Linked DNA regions of Homo sapiens: region 2 is linked to region 1. Evidence: chromatin loops called from intact Hi-C (ENCODE). Cell type or tissue: B cell. All regions are shown on one strand. Each heading gives the region's core, and the rest is flanking DNA. Links, peaks and the distances in the headings are about the cores only.

Region 1 (8,496 bases), core at 68-8,067:
TACTCTATTTTTATTGCCAGAATTTGATTAAGGCAATTGTTAAGTGTACACAGAGTATAACTCAGAAAATAGTCAGAATTATCTTTAATATTGTTAAAGTTGGAAGAAATAGAAAACTCACTCACTAGTTTTCTGTAGGAAATAAAATGCAAAATTTCTTAAGAGGAAAAATGGGTTCCTTCTAAAGTTTAGCAAGAAAGATTAAACACTACATGGCTTTTGATAGGTGTGGTGAAACTCAGAAATAATTAAAAGCAGCTTTAGGGTTAAATTAAAGTAGCAATATGTTTTATTTCTCATTTATCTGAAATGAAACAAAAATCTCAACTACATTACTCTTGTAACTGTTCACAAAAACTGTTGGTTTGCCCTCAGATTTTTCAGCAACTTAAGACACTCTTTTCCCCTTTTTATTAGAGGAATCACTTAAATAGTAGAAAAAAATGGCTAAATCAAAACTCCCACATCCACTTAAAAAATACAACTGTGGTTCTTCTTCCTTCCTTTTGAAAGAAAAGAATCACACAAAATACATTTTTTTTTTTTTGAGACAGAGTCTCGCTCTGTCACCCAGGCTGCAGTGCAGTGGCGCGAATATTGGCTCACTGCAACCTCCGTCCCCTGGGTTCAAGCAATTCTCCTGCCTCAGCCTCCTGAGTAGCTGGGATTACAGGCATGTGCCACCATGACTGGCTAATTTTTGTATTTTCAGTAGAAACAGGGTTTCACTATGTTGGCCAGGCTGGTCTTGAATTCCTGGCCTGAAGTAATCTGCCCACCTCAGCCTTGCAAAGTGAAGAAATAATTTTTAAAGAAGTATGGAAAACAGTCGTTCTCTACCCCCAAGTGAATTGTATGAATCTTTAATCATCAACAGTCTAATACTTTTCCAGTTACCAGAACTTAAACTAATTCTGTGCTTTATTCTCAGTTTATATTATAAACCAGCATTGAAAGCAAAATTGAAATCCTGAAAATTAAAATACATAGAAAACTAATATCATTATGTTCTTCTATTCATATCCAGTCCCCACTAACATCTGAGGTATTTCACATAATCTAAACATTTATTTGAACAGTTTGCTATAGCTATTCATCCACTTACCCACTGCTTATTACCTGGTCTATTAGATCTGTGAGAGAACATGGAAACAAAATCTGTACCTTAAGGAATTTACAGAAGACTGTCAGTCATCTAAAATACTCTGTGGACATCTGGAATTTCTGAGAGCATATACTGTCCTCCTCTCTTTCTTTGGGATACCCTTGAGGTCAAGGGTCCTTTATATTCTCAAACCTATGTTCAAGTTAATATTAAACAAATATCTCTTGGCTGACAACTGTCACCAACTCTAGATTTCAAATGTTTTGAAAACTTTGAAGCAAATATTACTTAAAATTTGAATTTTTATTGCCATATGTCATTTTATTTCCTGGTGACAGTTGTGAAAAAGGATTTCTAAACTGAGTGGAAGCTTTACATCTTCAGGGATAAAGCCCATTGGGTTGTCATAAGCCCAATGATTTCTAGGCTCAAAGAGTTTAGATAAGCACTCAGCACTTGGGGAAAGCTTGTAGGTTCTACAGCACATAATTACTATGAATTATCTAACTATTAATAACTGCAGTTTCTTGGATGATTCATACATTTTTGCAAGGCTTTGTAAACAAAACTGAGTTTTTTTTTTCTTTGAAAAGACAAAGATAGGAACTCAGGATAATAAATAGGAATAAGTTTTTGAAGAAAAAAATGCTAGCATAAAGGGGAGTGAGGAAAAAAAGGAGGAAACTAATATTTCAGACACCTTCCATGTACCAGGCACAGTGGTCCTCAAGCTACATAGAAGCTTGTCTTATCTAATTAATGTTCGCAATGACACAGTGAAGTAGGCAGTATGATCTCCATCACAGAGACAAGGTAAGCAACTTGCCCAAAGTAATCCCAATAGCAAGCGGAGGACTAGAATCTAAACCCAGACTGGGTAGCTGACTATAGAACTTACAATCTGACCAGCATTATTCCTCTGTGGCATGTCATTTCAAGCTACACTGAACATCAGTTAAAATAGAAGTCTCAGCCTTAGAAACATAATGACATTCAATAACTACAGAACAAATAATAACAAGGAGAAATGAAAAGGGGATAGGAGGGAGAGAAAAAGGGAGGGAGGAAGAGAGGGAGGCAAAGAAGGAGGAAAGAAAGGAAGAAATAAAGAAAGAAAGGGAAGAAAAGAAGGAAGGAAGGGAAGGAATGAAAGGAAGGAAGGCAGGCAGGCAGGTTGCTGAAATGCCACATCACTCCTACTATTACCAGTTACTGTCTCTATTAAGTGAACTTCTTTAATTTTGCTAAGAGCTAGTCTGTTTTTAATGCAGTAAAAAATACCTTAACATGGTCTACTAACTCTTCTGGCACAATTTCTATGAATTTTATATGTATTTTTTTCTGGAAATGTAACATCATTAAAACTAAAAAAAAAAAAAAAAGCTCTCATCGAATTGAAGTATTTAGCACGGGCTGACATATTCTAATGTTACCATAGCTTTTATAGTGGTTTTTATTGATTCTTATTGTCTAAAATAACAGAAATATGCAACATGTTAGAAGGGTTTGGGGCACAAAAAGTTTTATGAGGGAAGTAAGCTTGTGTGACAGCTGATATAGACACAAATGTCCCCCTAGTTTCCCAGGTTCATTTTGGAATAAACGTGACTTTTAAATTTCCAGGTACTAGTTTCCTCTAAGAATATCTAACTCAGAACCATATTAAAAGTTGTAAGACTACAATATGCCCAATTAATATGCATCTAATATTCCTTGATTTAGAGTTATCTGACAATAATATGCCAGCCTTGCCAGGAACTAGGTGTGTGACCTGTGGAAAGTCACTCAACCACTCTGTGTTGTTTTATTTTTCTTATTTGTAAAAGGAACTTAATAATTGAACCTTTCTCATACTTATGGATGATATAGGTTTTAACAATTTTACTAAAGGTTGACTAAAATGTTAGAAATCTATTCATGCAAACAACAATATTTGCAAACTTTTAATATTAGTCAAGGTGATATTTTGGTTAAGAAATGATGACCATCTCTTAGAAAATTAAAGAGGAATTTTTATGGTATCTTGCTGACATATAAATTTTTTAAACATCTTTAAAAATCAATAACGTATTTATGTACAGATCACAGCAATATTTTTTGAGAAATGTATTTCAAACAAATATCTTTAATTCCATCCAAAAAACAATTGAGATTCTAATATGATTTAATTTTCCTGGGGACAGTCATTCTTTACCAACTGATAAGTAAATATTTCAAAATTTTAGCTACTGGAAACTTCAAGTTACAGGGTATTTTTTGTATTGTTCCCTCTGCGTGGAATATTCTTTATTCTTAGATGGTGAGTGAAATGCTTGTAAACCTTACAGACTGTCTGAAGAATATACTTGCATGTCAAGCAAACTGGGGAAACCATTCACCTTTTACAAATATATAAAACAAGCTCAGCTGAACACCATTGTTTCTCCTGCAGTATGATCATCTCTCACACAAAAACACAATAAATCCATTTAAGAATCATCACACTTCATCTCATACAGTTTCCTTGAGTACAGTAGAACCCTTACTGTTGACTATTTCTTGAACATGATGGAAAAATTATAGTTTAAAATATTATTTTGTGAAAAAGCCTCAAGTCCATTTAGAGATGAAATGAAGCCCAAATCAAATGTCATACAGTCACAGTTTCAACCCTGGCTGACCACCCTGATCCGATCCTGTCAGAGAATGCTAAGACATGTCCCAGCTAATCATCACATTAGTCCTAAAAGTAACTAAGAACATTACTTTTAGTTTTAAAAGTAACCACCTTCCATGTCTCAGGCTACGCTGGAAGTATTGGAGGTGAGGTATTAATTTTAAAGCCTATAGGTAGATCATCTAAAAATCATGTTCTGTTCCTGTCATAAAGGGTGCATTTAAGTCTCTTCCTGTTCTCTCTTCTCTTCTCCATTGTGTAGCAAAGAAAAATTGATGGAGCATGAAAATCTCGGGCTAATAATAGTATATGAAAGAAGAACAGAAAGTGTGTGCCAAGGTGTGACCCACTGAGAGAACCCTGGAGACAAGAGTGTACAGATAATGTATCACGTAATTCTAGATTTTGTCATGAATTCCATGATGTATTAAAATAATTATTTCAGGATATTATTGTCCCATTGGCTTCAAAGGATAATGCAGAAAAACTAAGAGCCTCAGAATTTTTTTAAAGAAAATCAAATTAGCTACCACATTAAAAGTCTATTTTTATTTCATTGTTGATATTTTCCAAGAAAAAATATATTTCTAAAATCTTCGGAATCCATTTGTGTGTTACCTTTTAAAACATAGGAAAAAGGTAAAATAGGCCATCAGCTGAAAACACTTGTCTCTCCTGCAGTGCGATAATCTACTCACATGAAAATATAATGAGTCACTTTAAGAATCATCACACACATCTCTTGCAGTTTGCCCAAGTGTTGGGAATTTGTCAGGAAGAAAGCTACCTATCATCTGGTCTTTGGGACCACCATGTGATACTATTCCAAGATTCTGAAAATCCAAGCAATCTCATTCACTGAGAGAATAGTCAAATGATGTGTACTTTGTGAAAGTCATACAATAAAAAGAAAAACATAACAGTAAATCAGTTTTATACTTTAAATGTGAAATTTTAGATCCCAGTGTGTATCACAGAACACAGTGCAATCATTGTTAGTTTCATTTTTTTCCCTTAAAAAACTGCAAGGTATTATAAATTGTGAATAATTTAAAACATTAAATGGTTACTAACAAAACTTCAGACTATCAAAGCAATATAATTTATTTGTCTTTGTCTTATACTAATTAAAATGTACTACTTCCCTTACTACTTTGGGGCAAGGCTAAGGAACAATGACCTTTAATACATGTTGACTAAGAAGCTAACTATAAACTGTTATGTTGGGTTTATAAGTCATTACCATTGAGCTGTTATTCATCCTAAATCTTAAACATTTGAACACATTTCAATTCATGTAAACAATAGAAAATCAAATGAGAATATGAACAAAATAAAGTGATTTTCATAATTAAAGGCTTAAAGGTATAGACACATGAAAAAAACTTCTGTTTCTGCTTAGAAGAATATGCCAGAAACGTTCCATTCTGCACACTATTGTGATAGTACTTCAGCAAGGTCTGGGGAATAAATTTATCTTCAGAATAATCCTCCCTACCCTTTAAATTTATTACATGTATACACTAGGATATAAAGGTCTATGTTAAGTTGGATACTTCCTGACATGCTTTGCTTGACTTACTCCAACCATCACTCTGTATTTCATTCAGTGCCAAACTTCTTACAGAGTATATCTATATCCACAGCTACTAATTCCACAGCTATTAATTTCTTAGGCTTGCAGCCTAGCGTCTGCCCTCACCATTCTAGGGGAACAGTTCATCTTAAGGTCTCTAACCTTCTAAATGACTAGGCCAACAGGTTGGCTCATAGTCCTAACACCCATACCCCATCATTTTCCTTCAGGGCCTGACTTCACTGATCACTCCATTTTGAAACATCTTTCACTTTTGGTTTCCAAAACACGGTACAGCTTTGTTCTCCTCCCATATCTCTGACCTTGTTTTTCTGCTGTATGTGCTGGCTCCAAACTTTCTCCTACCTTCTAAATATAGATTGTCTCCTTGGACCTCTTTGCTGCATCCTGTTCTTTAGGTAGTCTCACCTGGCTTCACAAAGTTATCACATTTATACCATTGACACCTGCATCTCCAATCCCGGTCTCAACATTCCCCTTCAGGTTTCAATTTAGTTGCCTGACAACCCTGCTACATGACCTACCTGTACCTTAAAAATTCAACTTGTCCTGCGAACATTAGCATATTCTCTACAAGGTCAGCTCTTCTTGCTTTCCCTGTGTATTTTTGGAGGCACCATTCACCCTCAGTCATCTAAGTTCAAATGCTTCCATCATGATTGACTGCTTTGGTTCTGTCACTCCTGGCATTCCATTCCTCCAATTTTAATTTGGGACACATGTACTTTGCCATTGTAGTGTAGGCTGTCACATCTTGCACAGTCCTTACCACCTGTCTGCACAACTTTTTTGTCCACGTTTAAGATTCATATGATTCATCGTCAATTGTACTTGAAGTGGATCTTTCTCATCAAGCTGTCCCCCATTCCCTGTTTACCTCTACATTACAGCACAGAGTTAATGCCCTTCACCATAACAACAACAAGAACAACAACAAAAATACGCATGTGTATAATAGGTGCAAGTTTCAAAGACCACAAACTTGGTGTGTAAAATGTAACTTTCTTTCTCTGAAAAGAAATTTAATTTCTAGTTAAATACCCATTCCTCAAGGAAGTCAGGATGGGCAACTTTTAGATGCTTTTTCATTCAGTGGTGTTGTCTCTGATGCTGTTTTCCCAATATTCCTTACTGTCATTTCTCCTCTTTTCACCAGTTGGTGGTTCATTGCCCCCTCCTCAGAGGCTGCATGCCAAAAAGTGAGGGTGAGGTCCTCTCTGCTACTAGGTCCTCAATCTCTTTGTGGTTCTTCTGACAAAAAGATCTGGATTCAAGAGCCCCTCCTCGTGAATACTTCCTAGCACCTACCTCCTTTACTTCCCCATTGCTTTTTCTTTCTGTTCTCCAATTCAGAGAACTGTAATATCTTGGGGATGACAATAAGGGATTAAATCCTAGAATCCTTTCCTGTAGGGAAGAATCCAGATTATCTAATGGACTTTATTTTCTTACTTGCATTCATGCTATAACAACTTTACCCCCTGGTCATAAGAATAGAACACAGCAGATGCTTCCTGCATGGAAGGAAGGTAGGGGCAGAAGGAAAAAGGGGGAAAGAAGCATAGCTTATTACAAAATGTCATGTCATGACATTATAGTAGCAGAACTTAAAGACCACTTCAGAAAGGATTATTGCCAAGCTGCAGTACAGCACTTTCTCCTCACTGCTCTTTGGAAGGAACTAGCCGTTGCACTGTTATATGTGTGTAACTCTTTATGGAAAGAATTATTTTAGGTAAATATATGGGCAATATATGCATTTTGTTTGGCTTGTACACAATATATGCATTTCTTTGGCTTGGCTTAAACCTTTTTAAAAAGTGTTTTTTAATTGAGAATTTTCACATAAAATCCACATTTTCTGCTTTTTTAGAAAAATATAAAAAATTGGCAACATCAGGAACTTGTACAAAATTGACTTAAATACAGCTTGTAAAGTCGGATAGAGAAACATGGTGAGTAGGCAAGGAGACAGAACTAATATCAACTAAGCACTTTCTATGAGCTCGACAACTGCACACACGAACACACACACATATCATTGAATCCTTGAAGTTAGGGAGGTAAGATGTTATTATTCTCATGTCAAAAAGCTAGCAAGTGACAGAGACAGGAAAGGAACCTGCATCTCTCTCACAAGGAAAGCACACTACTAGACAAGAAATGGCGAGAAAAGAATGTAGTCTCAATGCATCTAAATCTCAGTGGTACCTTCTGGGAATGAGAATGCATAGAAACCAACAGACCAAACAAAATACCAAAATCTACGCTACTGCCATTCTTTGCTGCTTTGAAGCAAGTCTCTTTTTGCCAGAGTTCTCTTACTTCCTAGGCAGTCAAATTAAGTAGCTACAAGTCAGAACATGACAGATTTACTTTAAAGCTATCAACAATTCTATACTTTGGAGTACTTCTAGTCACTATTATCACAGATGCTTCCTTTCCAAGGATGGCAGAAATCTCTGTGATAGAAAGAATATAAATAACCTGTATTTTACTTCAGATTGCCTTGGTCCTTTTCAAAATAGGAGAAGGCATACAACAAGTTATATTAGCGCAGCTCTTTCCACTGCCTCTATAAATGCATAAAGTAGCAATTTTCTTTCTAAACCAAATCTGTTTGGCAAGATATAATTGCTGTTATAAAAATTTAAAAATGGTCCTCTTCAGGGGAGTTTACACCTTTCAGATATTTTTGAGCTATTGTCATGACGTTCACCTTTCCCTGTGGACATATTTGACTCCTTTAATCATGGCTAATAAATCAATCCTTTCATCCTCTTAATTTTTCTTGTTATTCTCTGAACTCCATCCAGTTGGCTTATATGTATTTAGTAATGTGCAAACCAAAACTAAATGTAATATTCCAACTGTGTTTTTTTTCAGTATTACAAAGGTGATATTTTAAAAGCTATTGATTCCCTGTAAAACATGTTTAAAAAAAAAAGAAATCAGAGAAAATGAAAGGAAATAGTGAGAAAGAAATAGTAAGGGATCCTATTAATGTTGCAACTTTGTGATTTATTTATGGATATTCCCTGATTTCAATTATAGGAGGCTTATTACTATTAGTTATTTAACTAACTATGCAATTCAAGTTATTTCCAGAGGTGTTTTTTTTTTTTTTTTTTTTTTTCC
Region 2 (8,496 bases), core at 184-8,183, 130 kb before region 1:
GTAAAATGGGGGAATTGTAAGGAGAGTTTATAGGCTTTAAAAGGCCATGCTGTAGCAGGCTTTAATCTTTTTAAAGCGTGCTGCGGGATGGGATATTGGCGTTGAGTGGGGTAAGGGTGATTAGGTTTTAATGAGATGGTAAGGGGTACATGATCGGTCGCCAAGGAGGGAGTAGAGGTATCTTATACTTGTGGGTTAAGGTGGGGGGATACAAGAGGAGGACGCAAAGGAGGCTTTGGATTGGAAAGAAGGGCGGCAATGAGATATAGCTGTAGTCCAGGAATAGTCAGGGAAGCAGATAATTTAGTTAAAGTGTCTCAGCCTAATAAGGGAACTGGGCAGGTGGGGATAACTAAAAAGGAGTGCTTAAAAGAGTACTGTCTAAGTTGGCACCAGAGTTGGGGAGTTTTAAGAGGTTTAGAAGCCTGGCCATCAATACCCACAACAGTTATGGAGGCAAGGGAAACAGGCCCTTGAAAAGAAGGTAATGTGGAGTGGGTAGCCTCCGTATTGATTAAGAAGGGGACGGACTTACCTTCCACTGTGAGAGTTACCCAAAGCTCGGTGTCCGTGATGGTCTACGGGGCTTCCGAGGCAATCGGGCAGCATCAGTCTTCAGCCACTAAGCCGAGAAGGAGTCGGTCAGAAAGCCTTGGGCCAGAGTTCCAGGGGCTCTGGGAGTGTCTGCCAGGTGAGTTGAACAGTCCGATTTCCAGTGGGGTCCCGCAAAGATGGGACACGGCTTAGGAGGAATCCTGGGCTGCAGGCATTCCTTGGCCTGGTGGTCAGATAGATTTCTGGCACTTGTAGCAAGCTCCTGGGGGAGGAGGTTCTGGAGGAACGCCTGGCTGCTGCGGTTCAGGCGTTTGGAAGTTCTTGTGTGCTGGAGATGTGGCTGGGGTTTGTCTCACAGTGGAGGCAAGGAATTGCAACTTTTTTCTATTATTGTACACCTTGAAGGCGAGGTTAATTAAATCCTGTTGTGGGGTTTGAGGGCCGGAATTTAATTTTTGGAGTTTTATTTAATGTCGGGAGCAGATTGGGTAATAAAATGTATTTTGAGAATAAGACGGCCTTTTGACCTTTTAGGGTCTAGGGCTGTAAAGAGTCTCAGGGTTGCTGCCAAACGAGCAATGAACTGGGCTGGGTTTTTATATTTGATGAAAAACAGCCTAAACACTATCTCATTTGGGATAAAGAAAAAGGAGCATTAATGTTGACTATACCTTTGGCTCCAGCCACCTTTTTAAGAATAAATTGCTGGGAAGGTGGACTAGGGCTAGTCACAGAACGAAACTGTAAGCCAGACCAGGTGTGAGGAGGGGAAGCGATCAAAAGATTACAGGGTGGAGGAGCGGAGGCTGAGGAAGAATTGGGACCTAGCTTGGGCTGGAGAGGAGGGGAGAGGTCAGATGGGTCTGTAGAAAAGGAAGATTAGAAAGACTCAGCGATGCTTGGGGTTGGGACTGAGGGGACAGGCGGGAGGGAAAGAAGGAAGATTTGGGACGAGTTGCACTGGGCACAGAGACTAGGAAGGGACTGATGTGTAAAAGAATGCCTGGACGTCAGGCACCTCAGACCATTTGCCCATTTTATGACAAGAATTATTTAGATCTTGTAGGATGGAAAAATTGAAAGTGCCGTTTTCCAGCTATTTGGAACTACTGTCGAGTTTGTATTGGGGTCAAGCGGCATTGCAGAAGAAAATAAGGCATTTAGGTTTTAGGTCAGGTGTAAGCTGAAGAGGTTTTAAGTTCTTGAGCACACAGGCTAAGGGAGAAGAAGGAGGAATGGAGGGTGGAAGGTTGCCCATACTGAAGGAAGCAAACCCAGAGAAAAGAGAGCGTAGAGACACGGAGGGAAGGGGTTTGGGGGTTCTTGTCCCCTAGAAAAGCGGGACTTGCTGCTAAGGGTGAAGGAGAAGGGGTTGAGGGGTACTTGCCCCTGCCCCAGGAAAGGCAGAGAAGGGGGTAGAGACAAGGAGAGAAGGGCTTGGGCTACTTACCCTGTCCCCGGAAAAGCAGAGAAGGGGTAGAGACAAGGAGAGAAGGGGTTGGGGTACTTGCCCTGTCCCCGGAAAAGCAGAGAAGGGGTAGAGACAAGCAGAGAAGGGGTAGAGACAAGGAGAGAAGGGGTTGGGGTACTTGCCCTGTCCCCGGAAAAGCAGGGAAGGGGTAGAGACAAGCAGAGAAGGGGTAGAGACAAGGAGAGAAGGGGTTGGGGTACTTGCCCTGTCCCCGGAAAAGCAGAGAAGGGGTAGAGATGAGGAGAGAAGGGGTTGGGGTACTTACCCTGTCCCCGGAAAAGCAGGGAAGGGGTAGAGACAAGGAGAGAAGGGGTTGGGGTACTTGCCCCTTCCCCAGAAAAGCGGGACTTGCCGCTAAGGGTGAAGGACTGAGGCAGGCGTCCCTGCGTGGTCTGACACCCTTGAAACGTGGGTGTATAATCAGAGAGGTGTCCCTGCAATGATTAAACACCAAGAGAAGGCTGCCTTCCCAGTCCGTGACCGGTGCCGGAGTTTTGGGTCCACAGATAAAACGTGTCTCTTTTGTCTCTACCAGAAAATGGAAGGAATTGAAATTAAGAGAAGGGAGAGATTGAAGTGTAGCGCCAAGATTGAAAGGAGAAAGAGGTTGAGGGATAGTGAGGGAAGTTGGAGAAGAGAGTAAAAAGAGGCCACTTACCGGATTTGAAATTGGTGAGATGTTTCTTGGGCTGGTCGGTCTGAGGACCTGAGGTCATAGGTGGATCTTTCTCACGGAGCAAAGAGCAGAAGGACGGGGGATTGATCTCCCAAGGGAGGTCCCCCAATCCGAGTCACGGCACCAAATTTCATGCGCGTCCATGTGAAGAGACCACCAAACAGCCTTTGTGTGAGCAATATGGCTGTTTATTTCACCTGGGTGCAGGCGGGCTGAGTCCGAAAAGAGAGTCAGGAAGGGAGATAGGGGTGGGGCCCTTTTATAGGATTTGGGAAGGTAATGGAAAATTACAGTCAAAGGGGGTTGTTCTCTGGTGGGCAGGGGTGGATCTCACAAAGTACATTCTCAAGGGTGGGGAGAATTACAAAGAACCTTCTTAAGGGTGGGGGAGATTACAAAGTACATTGATCAGTTAGGGTGGGGCAGGAACAAATCACAATGGCGGAATGTCATCAGTTAAGGCTGTTTTTACTTCTTTTGTGGATCTTCAGTTACTTTAGGCCATCTGGATGTATACATGCAAGTCACAGGGGATGCGATGGCCTGGCCTGGGCTCAGAGGCCTGACAGTATCTCATTGTGGTTTTAATTTGCATTTCTCTAGTGACCAGTGATGATGAGCTTTTTTTCATATGTTTGTTGGCTACATAACTGTCTTCTTCTGAAAAGTGTCTGTTCTTATCCGTTGCTGACTTTTTGATGGGATTGGTTGTTTTTTTCTTGTAAATTTGTTTAAGTTCTTTGTAGATTCTGAATATTAGCCCTTTGTCAGATGGATAGATTGCAAAAATTTACTCCCATTCTGTAGGTTGCCTGTTCACTCTGATGGTAGTTTCTTTGGCTGTGCAGAAGCTCGTTAGTTTAGTTAGATCCCATTTGTCTATTTTGGCTTTTGGTGTTTTATTCATGAAGTCTTTGCCCATGTCTATGTCCTGAATGGTATTGCCTAGGTTTTCTTCTAGGGTTTTTATGGTTTTAGGTCTTTCATTTAAGTCTTTAATCCATCTTGAGTTAGTTTTTGTATAAGGTGTAAGGAAGGAGTGCAGTTTCAGTTTTCTGCATATGGCTAGCCAGTTTTCCCAGCACCATTTACGCAATAGGGAATCCTTTCCCCATGGCTTGTTTTTGTCAGGTTTGTCAAAGATCAGATGGTTGTAGTTGTGTGGTGTTATTTCTGAGGTCTCTGTTCTGTTGCATTGGTCTATATTACTGATAAAACGTCTTGAAATCAAGGAGTATGAATAATTCTTTTGCAACTCCTATTGCCTACCACAGGGCTGAATGCATAGTAGGCATTCAATAATGGTTAAGTGGTGGTTGTTTTAACAGACAAGGAATCTCTTACAAGAATAGTGGAATCAATGAAGCATTAAGTTGAGAGCTGTCAGCATTGACATAATCTACTAATTTACCACTTCTCAACTGGCAATTTGTCATGACCTCTACCTACTACGTTACATTAGTATGTGACATGTGATTTACACAAGTTCCAAGGGGACCACCAGATGGCTATGTCGAGAGTATTCACAGTTTCGGTTTCTGCTAGTGTTAAAATCAGTAAATAAACTGAGACTCTTAAATCTTTCTGACTAACCTGTAGCCATGCCATGTGCTTCTTCCAGGTAAGTTTGTTGAGCTAGTCTAATAACTCAAACTCTTACTGGAGTTTTCCCCAGAGAATGCTTTTTATTTGAGTAGGCAAGTGCTCAGAGCCTGGGAGATTTACGAGGATTCAGAGACATAAACACAAACTGCATAATAGGTGTGAGGTGTGTTCCAACTGCAGCCCTCTCACCTTCTGTTAATGATTATGGGAAGGGAGGCATCAATACAAAAACAGCCGACTTGAGGGCTCTCAAGTTTGCAATCTGATGAATCTTTTGGTGCCAGACCAACTTTTGGGGTTGTCACATGGCTTAGTGAAGCAGCTTCCAAAATGGACTGAAAACCACAATTTTGATATACTGGGCTAGATGCCAGAACGGAGTCGGAGTCTAGCCGGCTGGGTAAAGGATTCCAGTTGCTACTTTAGCACCAGTCTATTGTCTGAAATCCCCAGGGCACACTTGTGAAACCAGCACCAGACAAACACAGTGGAGCCACTTTTTAATGCTGTTTTGGGGAGAGAACTAATATTTGCCTTATAGGTTAACGGAGTTATGGCAGGCTTTGGCTGAAAGGAGTTTTCCTTCAGGAACTGATTTGGCCCTCAGCATATCTTAATCTTATGGTAATTGTTGGCAGTCCGGGGTGGGGTTCAGTGCTGGAATCTTACCCTTCATTTTCCACTCCCCTCCTTGCCCCAGGGGTTCTGATGACTAACGCATGTACAGAGAGAACTGAACCAGTTGGGACAAAGTATCAGGTTTATTAAGTATAAAGCTTCCTAGTATTGTTTTACTATGCAAAGTGAAATTTCCTATTTCTTCCCCTTGAAATGAAGACTGCAGGCTGACAAAGCAAGGTTGATCTGATATATCTACCCAGTATTAGGCTCAAAAGCTGGGCCAGAGAGAAGAAACTAGGAAGAGGCAACAGGCAGTGGAGAGGAGAGCTCACTATAATTGAGGATACTGAGATCTATGAAGAGGAAAAGTGGAACCATCTTTTGAGTCACCCACTCGTGATGAGGACCAACTGACTGGCCACTCTTTTTCCACAGGGAAGGAGCAACCAGTGAGGTGGGAAATAGAGGAGCATATTCTTCACCATAGAAGGAAGAAATGAGAGTACAGAAATGTCACAGGAAATCTTCACTTTCTTGGGCAGAGGGCAAGTTACTCAGTTCTGCTACCTACTATAAAATGTAGTATTGCAAGCCCTCAAAATAGACAGGCAGATTAAGAACCATCACAGAAGCTGTAGGCAAGATAACTATATTGCAAATCCTCTGGATTGTATTCTGAGAAAAGACAAGCTATGCAGTGATAATTAGCGGCAGTGTAAGAGGAGTGGTTAGCATAGGACTTATTAATGCCCATGGAAGCCCTATCCGTGTCTGTACTTAGAAGCCATATTGAGACAGAGCAGGATTCTTATTGTCATTCACCCTCAGCTGTATGGGTTAACCCAATGGATCAGAGAGGATGATTTCACCAAAAATTATAGTGTTTCTAAATAATGTCCGCCTCTACCTTTTTAACCTTAGAACACATTATTTGGGTTGTTTTTCTGTTTGTGGTTTCCTTTGGCAACACTAAAATTAATTCATGATTCCTCACACATTGTCATCTCAGGCAAGTGGCCCAGAAGCATATCAGGTGGCCTAATCAACATGAGGTTGGAAAATTGGATGGGATTTAAATCACAAAATAGATAAACAGCAGGTGGCCTAAAATCAATAGGTTGTATTTGAGAACTATAATACTGCTGTATGTAGATGCTCATAAAAATACTGAAGAAATATTTTGATTCATATAAGATTCACAATTATTTGTGGATAGATTTGCATAGATTTTCACGCTTGACAAAACAGGTTATGACTGCTTGTGATGGCGTAGAGGAAATATGCTACATTTTTTTCAAAATAATTTAAGTGATTTGATAACATTTACCATGGAGGGTTATTTTTGGTAATTGCTTGCTGTAAGGTGTGTCTTGCTTGGAATTCAAAAATGAACAAAAGAAAGGAGTCGAAAGTCATAAATATGTTTAACAGCTGGAGAAAACAGAAGAACCACCTAGAAAGATTAAGCTCAACCAGGATTATTTCCCTTAGTTTTATGCAGTATCCTGCAGTGAATCTTGAAATTTTTTTGAGGCTCCTTTCCTTATATTAATATTTAAACTGTACTATTCAGTAGGCTAATCAAACTTTGCAAAACAGCTTAAATAAAATATCCTCTCACTACATTCGTAACAGTACCATAGATTTTTAAAAATCACATTCATGAAATAAACAATTCTGTAGGTCTTGCAAAGAAAAACAAGTTTCTTACTTCCCTACCATTTTCCCCTCCCCAGGAATAACAACTTGCAGCTCTTTGACCTGATTCTTTTGATATTTTTCTTCAATTTGTTAAATATTAATACTGAAGCAATTGCTTCTTAATTTTTTAAATTTTAGGCATTATCTGTGATCTTCACCCCCATCCCTGCACATGTGTACTTTCTTATCCTTTCCATTTTGAATATAGATATCTTGAAATTGTGGTTAGATCACTAGTGAGCTTTTATATTATCACGACATGTAATGTTATTTTTGCTAAGCTATATGGTAAACAGTGATTATTTCCCTTTTCCTCACTTGCCTTTTTCCCCCACTTAGTTTTCTTTTCTTAAATTTTATTATAAATTGACAAATTATAATTATATAAATTTGGGGTACAAAGCAATGTGATGTATACAATATGGAATGATTAAATCAAGCTAATTAACATTCCATCACATCAAATATTTACCTTTTTGTGGTAAGAACATTTAAAATTTACTCTCTTAGCAATTTTGAAAAATGTATTATTATTAACTATAGTCACCATAATGTGCAATTTAAAAAATTATTCTTCCTGTCAAACTAAAACTTTCTACTCTTTGATCAACATCTTCCTGTTCCTCCTCCATCCTCAGCCTCTGGTAACTCACCACTCTGTGAGTTCCCATTTGCTTAGCTTTCTGTATGCTTGTCATGAATCAAGCTCCGAACCTCACCAGTTTTCTAAATCTCCTCTGATGAATGAGAAGTGCTATCAATTCCATGTTTTTGGCACAGTGTCTTGAAACATCCCCTGACCTGTTCCAATCTGGAATGGTTGCTTTTATACCTGGTGCCCCACTGTCCAGGGATCCTCTTCTCCTTCATCCTGGGGATTATATTTTCCTTGTTTCTAAATAGAGACCTCATTTTTCTGAATCTTGTGTAGTTCTCATTTCTGGTTTACTGTCCTGTTCCAGTGGAGCACATACTACTGTAGCTTCTTGATAAAAAGCATATGTACAGTAAATTTTTATTAGAATTTACCTGTTTTACAATAGCGTAATCCTACCCTGATAGTTTGGTTAGGTATCAAATTGTAGGTTAGAAATAATTTTCATTCAGACAGTTAAAGACATTTCCCCATTGTTTCCTAACTTCCATGGTTACTACTGAAACATTCCAGACCCTTTTTTCCTCTGGTTATCTTTTAGGATCTTTTCTTTCTCTGTAATGTTTGGAAACTTCATGGTAATGTGACTACATGTGGGTATATTTTCATCAATTGGTCTAGACACTCAGTAGCCTATCTCAATATAGGAACCTATGTTTTTGCTTGTAGAAAAACATTTTCAAATTATTTTTATTGATTTCCCTTCTCCCACTTTTTTCTCCTGAATTTTCTATTTTATGAACATTGGATCAACTTTCTGATTCTTTAAGTTTTGTAACTGTTCTGTTGTATTTTCTTTTGTATGTTTTTCTCTCATTTATATGTGATTTTCTCAATTACATCTTTATAGATTTCTATTTTTTCATTTTGCTAGTATACATGTGTATGTGTGGACCTGTATATATGTGTGCAGGTGCTTATGTATGTGTATGACTTCTAAGAGCTCTTTGTATGTTTCTTTGCATGCTTTTAAAAATGACATAACTTGTTTTAATTTTGAGTGTGCTATGTTATCTTATCATTTTATATTATGTATTGGTTTCCTATTGCTCCTTTAAAAAATTCTCACATTTTGAGTGGTTTAAACAGCACACATGTACCATCTTACAGTTTGGGAGATCAGAAATCTACAACAGATCAGCAATGCTGGGTCCCTTCTAGAGACTCTAGAGGAGAATTGGTTTCCCTGCCTTTTCTAGCTTCTAGAGGCTA

What was found. A loop is a pair of places that touch in the nucleus more often than their neighbours do. Peaks named below come from ENCODE experiments on the same cell type or tissue, not always from the same donor. Only the 100,000 strongest peaks of a DNase experiment are listed, where the experiment ranks them.
Region 2: a loop joins it to region 1, with 2.4 times the contacts of the local background. A loop is called at or near these places in 2 of 110 quality-filtered maps.

What each region holds. Positions count from the first base shown.
Region 1 is chr7:121,176,192-121,184,687 of GRCh38, reverse strand. All of the region lies in intron 16 of CPED1 (cadherin like and PC-esterase domain containing 1), which reads right to left. It overlaps LOC124901735 (a long non-coding RNA gene), which reads left to right. Exons shown (of 3, transcript XR_007060494.1): 3 at 4,024-8,496. Among named protein-coding and RNA genes, the nearest start is that of WNT16, 150 kb to the left of the region's middle. RefSeq lists enhancers at 3,939-4,168, 5,538-5,697. In B cell, for the core only: no CTCF peak of the experiment used is centred there; DNase peaks (open chromatin) are centred at 4,037 and 5,527; H3K4me3 peaks cover 6,374 bases; H3K27ac peaks cover 6,644 bases.
Region 2 is chr7:121,310,154-121,318,649 of GRCh38, reverse strand. No RefSeq gene overlaps it. Among named protein-coding and RNA genes, the nearest start is that of WNT16, 15 kb to the left of the region's middle. In B cell, for the core only: no CTCF peak of the experiment used is centred there; a DNase peak (open chromatin) is centred at 4,189; H3K4me3 peaks cover 1,507 bases; H3K27ac peaks cover 3,337 bases.